2 separate regions of the Homo sapiens genome follow, and region 1 is linked to region 2. Evidence: chromatin loops called from intact Hi-C (ENCODE). Cell type or tissue: endothelial cell of umbilical vein. All regions are shown on one strand. Each heading gives the region's core, and the rest is flanking DNA. Links, peaks and the distances in the headings are about the cores only. Region 1 overlaps DAW1 (dynein assembly factor with WD repeats 1). Region 2 overlaps CCL20 (C-C motif chemokine ligand 20).

Evidence for each region. A loop is a pair of places that touch in the nucleus more often than their neighbours do. Peaks named below come from ENCODE experiments on the same cell type or tissue, not always from the same donor. Only the 100,000 strongest peaks of a DNase experiment are listed, where the experiment ranks them.
Region 1: a loop joins it to region 2, with 4 times the contacts of the local background. A loop is called at or near these places in 11 of 110 quality-filtered maps.

What each region holds. Positions count from the first base shown.
Region 1 is chr2:227,883,354-227,886,155 of GRCh38, forward strand. It overlaps DAW1 (dynein assembly factor with WD repeats 1), which reads left to right. Exons shown (of 13, transcript NM_178821.3): 2 at 1,998-2,070. Among named protein-coding and RNA genes, the nearest start is that of DAW1, 13 kb to the left of the region's middle. In endothelial cell of umbilical vein, for the core only: a CTCF peak has its summit at 1,254 (motif pointing left); a DNase peak (open chromatin) is centred at 1,238.
Region 2 is chr2:227,817,149-227,819,950 of GRCh38, forward strand. It overlaps CCL20 (C-C motif chemokine ligand 20), which reads left to right. Exons shown (of 4, transcript NM_004591.3): 4 at 1-408. Among named protein-coding and RNA genes, the nearest start is that of CCL20, 4.7 kb to the left of the region's middle. RefSeq lists an enhancer at 631-1,830. In endothelial cell of umbilical vein, for the core only: no CTCF peak of the experiment used is centred there; a DNase peak (open chromatin) is centred at 1,223; H3K27ac peaks cover 2,500 bases.

The DNA.
Region 1 (2,802 bases), core at 6-2,505, 66 kb after region 2:
ATATGTCAACAGTTACAATATATGCATAACTTAGTAGATCAGTATTTTTCAAATGTCCAGTGCATGATTATGCATGGACCATGCATGAATAAAAGATCCATCAAAAGTGTGAAATAGACCAATGAGGTTTAATGCAAGTATATGGAAAATTCACTAATATGGTTTCAGATTCTATATTGCAACTAATTTTAAGAAGTTACCATTTGTTGAGTTTTAATATCAAAAAATGTTCACAATGATATAAAAAGGCAATTATAATACTCCTTCATTTTTCAACTATGTATCAGTGTCTGACTACATTCTTTTCTTATACTTTGTCTAAAACATTTAGCAGAAGCTTGAATGCAGAAGCAGAGATGAGAATCCATTGTCTTAAGCCAGATATTAGAGATTTGTTAAAGTATAAAACAGTGCTACTCTTCTTACTCTTTTTAGGGGCAAGAAAATATAGTTATTTTTACAAAAACTTTATAAAAATAACATGCTATGAATTACTGTTGTTTTAAAACAACTTAATAAATATTTAAAAAATTTCTCAATTTTAGTTTTTAATATGGAAAAAAACCAAAAACTCTTTGGTGTCCTAAATAATTTTTAAGAGTGTAAGGTGATCCTGAAGCCAAATTTTTGAGATGTACTAGTTTATATCCACAGGCAGAGGCAGTAGAGTAAGGTGGTTAGGAGGCTCTGTCCAGTTTTTATTAGCGCTGGGCTGTTCGGATGGAATATATTCTATGGATCCATCTTCAAGTTCACAGATTCTATTCTCTGTCATCTCTACTTTTGAACTCGCTTAGCAAGTTTTTTATTTTCATTATCATATTTTTCAATTCTATAATCCTCATTTGGTTTAATAAATATTTTCTGGGATTTTCCATTTTTTCATTTGTTTCAAGTGAAATTGTAAATGATTATTGAAGGATTTTTATAATATCTTCTTTAAAGTCCTTGTCAGATGATTCCAACCTCTGATTCATCTTGGTATTGGTGTTTGTTGATTGTCCTTGGTATAATAGGTGATTTTTAAAAAATTGTATCCTAGACGTTTTGATTATTACGGGGATCCTTGATCCTATCTAAACCTTCTAATTTGGCGAAATCTGCTTAGATTTGTCATATGTGCTCTTGGGCTACTTTTGCGGGCGTTGGTTACAATGGTGTCTGTAGTTTCCTAGGCTCTTGCAATGTTACTGTCCTTTGTTTTTTCGGGTACTGCTAAGGCTCCTGCTCAGTCACTGCTGGCGCCACCTGCAGGGCGCAGAAGGTACTTCCCTAGTAGGCCTGCTGTCACTGAGTGGCCTTCCTGGTCACTTCCCGGCCTGATTATGCTGCTGGCTGGAAGGCAGGGAAACGCAGGGCTTTGCTGAGGCTGCCTCAGTGCCTGGTTGTGGAATGAGGTCTGAGACATCCCTGGATGTCACCGTTGCCCCTTTTGCAAGTGGATAGGACTGTCCACCAATGGCCTGGCTGTGGAGTGGGGTCTGGGAGGTCCCAGGACTTTGTTGATGGGGCTGCAGCCAGATCCAACTGCCTGCTGGGGCCCAGAATGTGCACTGGGAACTGGAACAGCCCCAAGCTTCCACTGGGGGATCAGACTGCTTGCAGGGGCCCCATTTGTGGGTCAGGGAATAGGGCCCTCTTGTCCTAGTTTTGGGGTGTGGAATGCGGTGATAAAAAGAAAATCCGGGAATCTCACCATGTAGTCGTTCCTCAAGCCCTGAAACCTATAGCCAGTCTACCTTCTTCCATCCAACTTTCTATTATTTTTTCATTGTCTATTGGACAATTTCAAGGGTATTTAGTTATATTTAGAGGGAAGGACCAGGGAAAAGTTTGTCTACATGATCTTGTTTTGGAACTAGATATCACTGCTTATTTTTTGTTAAAAAATTAAAAATTTTAAAAATAAAAATGGAAAAAACTGTGGCAAGGTAGGTTAACTTTTGACATAGGTGGTTATCGTAAGTGTTTTATAACATGTTTGTTTATTTCTATAGGAATTATGTTGGAATATGAAAAACATGGAGAATTAAAGACTAAGTCCATAGATTTGCTTGATCTTGGTCCCAGGTAAGTAAGCTGTAGGATTCAACAAATAAATGTTCACTGGGAAGCCTTGACACAGAGTGATGTGTGGATGAGCTGCATAAACTGCAGATAATACATTATGTTTTAAAAATTGTTCTTCTGTGGTGTGTTAGTTTCTGTTTGTTTCAGGGAGTTGTATCTGAGGGTCTTGCTGAATGAAGAGGAAGTGGGAAAAGGGTTATCACTCTTTTCTTTTTTTTCTAAGGTCTTAAAAAAATAAACCTTTTAGTTTATGATTTTAGAAAGGCCGTGAAGGTAGAGTTTCCACACCCCGATTCCCCTGATGTTAACATCTCAGATTAGCGGTGTACATTTATTAGGATTAATGAACCAGTATGATACATAATTATTAGCTAAGGCCCACTTTATTCAGTTTTTCTTAGTTTTTCCCTAATTCCTTTCTTCTGTTCCAGGATTCCATCCAGAATCCTACATGACATTTAGCCATCATGTGTCCTTAAGCTTCCTTAAGCTGCGACCGTTTCTCAGACTTCCCTTATTTTTGCTGACCTTAATTTCTTTCTTTTTCTTTCCTTTTTTTTTTTTTTTTGAGACAGAGTTTCACTCTTGTTGCCCAGTCTGGAGTGCAGTGGCTCGATCTCGGCTCATTGCATCCTCCGCCTCCTGAGTTCAAGCGATTCTCTGTGCCCAACCAGTGACCTTTACATTTTTGAGAAGTACTTGTTACTGAGTTTTAAGAATATTACTGAGCCT
Region 2 (2,802 bases), core at 60-2,559:
GGAGGTTTCACTTGCACATCATGGAGGGTTTAGTGCTTATCTAATTTGTGCCTCACTGGACTTGTCCAATTAATGAAGTTGATTCATATTGCATCATAGTTTGCTTTGTTTAAGCATCACATTAAAGTTAAACTGTATTTTATGTTATTTATAGCTGTAGGTTTTCTGTGTTTAGCTATTTAATACTAATTTTCCATAAGCTATTTTGGTTTAGTGCAAAGTATAAAATTATATTTGGGGGGGAATAAGATTATATGGACTTTCTTGCAAGCAACAAGCTATTTTTTAAAAAAAACTATTTAACATTCTTTTGTTTATATTGTTTTGTCTCCTAAATTGTTGTAATTGCATTATAAAATAAGAAAAATATTAATAAGACAAATATTGAAAATAAAGAAACAAAAAGTTCTTCTGTTGATTGAGTTTTATATCATTTTTATGATGTGTATTGAAACCATTTCCAGGCACAGAAAATATAAGAATTTTCTGAGAAATTATATCCTCCACTTACTTCTAGTTGTTCCCTTTATCTCGGCCCCTCATGGCCCTGGACTTGATTTTACATGAATTATAATGGAACAGTTGTTCTTTTTTTTCTTTAATTCAAAGTCGTCCAGATTAAAAGTTGAAAAAGATCCTATATCTGAGATTCATAACCCAATGTTTATTGATTTAAGAAAACTGTTTAAAATAAGAAACCATGCCCACACACCTTTTGACTACAGGGACACAACAACCATTTAGAATATACCTTCAGGCATCACTTCTTCCATCCTTCTGTCACCAGCCAGGATCTCAGCATACGAACATTTCTCCATTTAAAAGTCCTCCCGAGTCATCTTTAAGCAGTTTCCGAAAGGAAAATGACTATTCAGAGAGTTCTTAGTGGCTGCCTTGCTAACCAGCGGGGAGCCCCCAGACGTGTGAAACCTGGTAAGAGCCCAGCAATCAGGATGAAAAGACTCTGAACCAGTAGTTACTATCACTACATTCATGCATCAAGGTTCACAGAGTGCCTCGGATTCCAAAGGACACACAGGATCACTGGAGGCAGGCATGCTGATGATATGATGCAAAATCAAGACACATAAACCCATAAAGTAGGGCAGTGGTGGGTCACTTGATGTGGAGCCAAAAAAGAGTAAGTGGCTCAATAGTCCCCAAGGGCGTCTGCATCCTCAGGAACAGCAACATTGAATCATCAGGGAAAGTATGCTCAACATCCTGTGTGTTGATTCATCATCACACATAGGTTCAGTATGTGCTGGGCACCGTGCCAAGTGCTAGAGAGAAGAAGTGACTTAAAACTTAATAACTTGCTGCTAGATATTTAAGGCTGAGCAATGTGGCGAGAGGCAGGAATGAGTAAAGCAGCTCTTACAACACTTGGTGGTAAGCACTTTAATAATGAAATCATTGGGCATCATTCGTGAGGGCTTCCAGAAGAAGTACTATGCAGTTGAATCACATTAAGTAGCCAATATTTGATGTCATTGACCTGAGAAGATGACAATTTCACAAGATTCAGCCCAATACTTGTGGTATGAAGAATCAGTAGGAAGTAGCTAGTTGGAAAAGGGACAGCAGGAAGTGTTTGGAAATATCTGCGGGCATGTGTAGTTGTCACAATGTCTGAGGGTGAGTACAACAAGCATTCAGAGGGTAGGAGCCAGGGTTGCTAAACTCACTAGAATGCAACGGATGGTTCTGCACAATGAAGAATTGTCCCACCCCAAACGCCAATCGCGCCACCCTTGAGCAATACCGGATGAAGAGGAGTATATGCAAGTGGGGCAGGGGTGGAGTAGCTGCAGATTAAGTTAAACTGTTATCTCAACTACGTGTGGTGGTTTGGGCTTGACCATGGAGCCCTTGGGAAACCACTGTAAAGGTCAAAATACATGTTGTCTCTGCACGGCAGAGGAAAGGGAGGTGGGGTGGATGGAAAGCAGAGGTACCAGAGACAGCTGCAATGAGGAGGCTGAGAAATGGTGAACTTCAGTCACAGCCACGGCAAAAAAAAAAAAAAAAAAAAAAAGGCAGAAGAGGTGGGATTGTGAAGCCTGGGACTTATCCCAGACACCCCTTCTCTCCTCCCCATCAGTCACTGTTGGAACAGCACAGTCAAAGCAAGGCATTTTCAGGGGGCAGCAGATTTGTCTCATTGCTGGAAGGCCTCAGCAGGTAAGGCTTGTAGAGTCAGGAAAGGAGAAAATTTTGTTAGCACTCTGAAGCTGTCTGAATCTTTTGAGGCCAGGACTACTAATAAGTATTAAGTGAGTTTCTGAAGACTGAAATCTCCAGGCTGGAATGCCAATTTATTAATCAACAACGAAAGCATCCAAGCGTCAAGTATGCGGACACAAGCACATGGCTAGATTAGGGAAGCAAGCTACCTGAGCAGTCAAATTGGAATCACAAAGCTGGTTTGTTAAGGCTGGGATCAGAGAGCAGGGCCTCAGCTATGTAATTTGAATATTTAATGCTCTAGTTTTCACTGGATTAAATATGATCTTAGATTAGGGATGCCACTCCCAATTCACAGCTCTCTCTCTCTCTCTTTTTTTTTTTTCATTTTGGAAAAAAAGCCTATTTACTTTTTAATTGAAGTATAATTTATATGCAGTAAGATACACAAATCTTTTTTTTTTTTTTTTTTTTTTTTTTTGAGATGGAGTCTTGCTCTGTCACCCCGGCTGAAGTGCAGTGGCATGATCTCGGCTCACTGCACTGCACCTTCTGCCTCCTGGGTTTAAGCAATTCTCCTGCCTCAGCTTCCTGAGTAGCTGGGATTACAGGCGT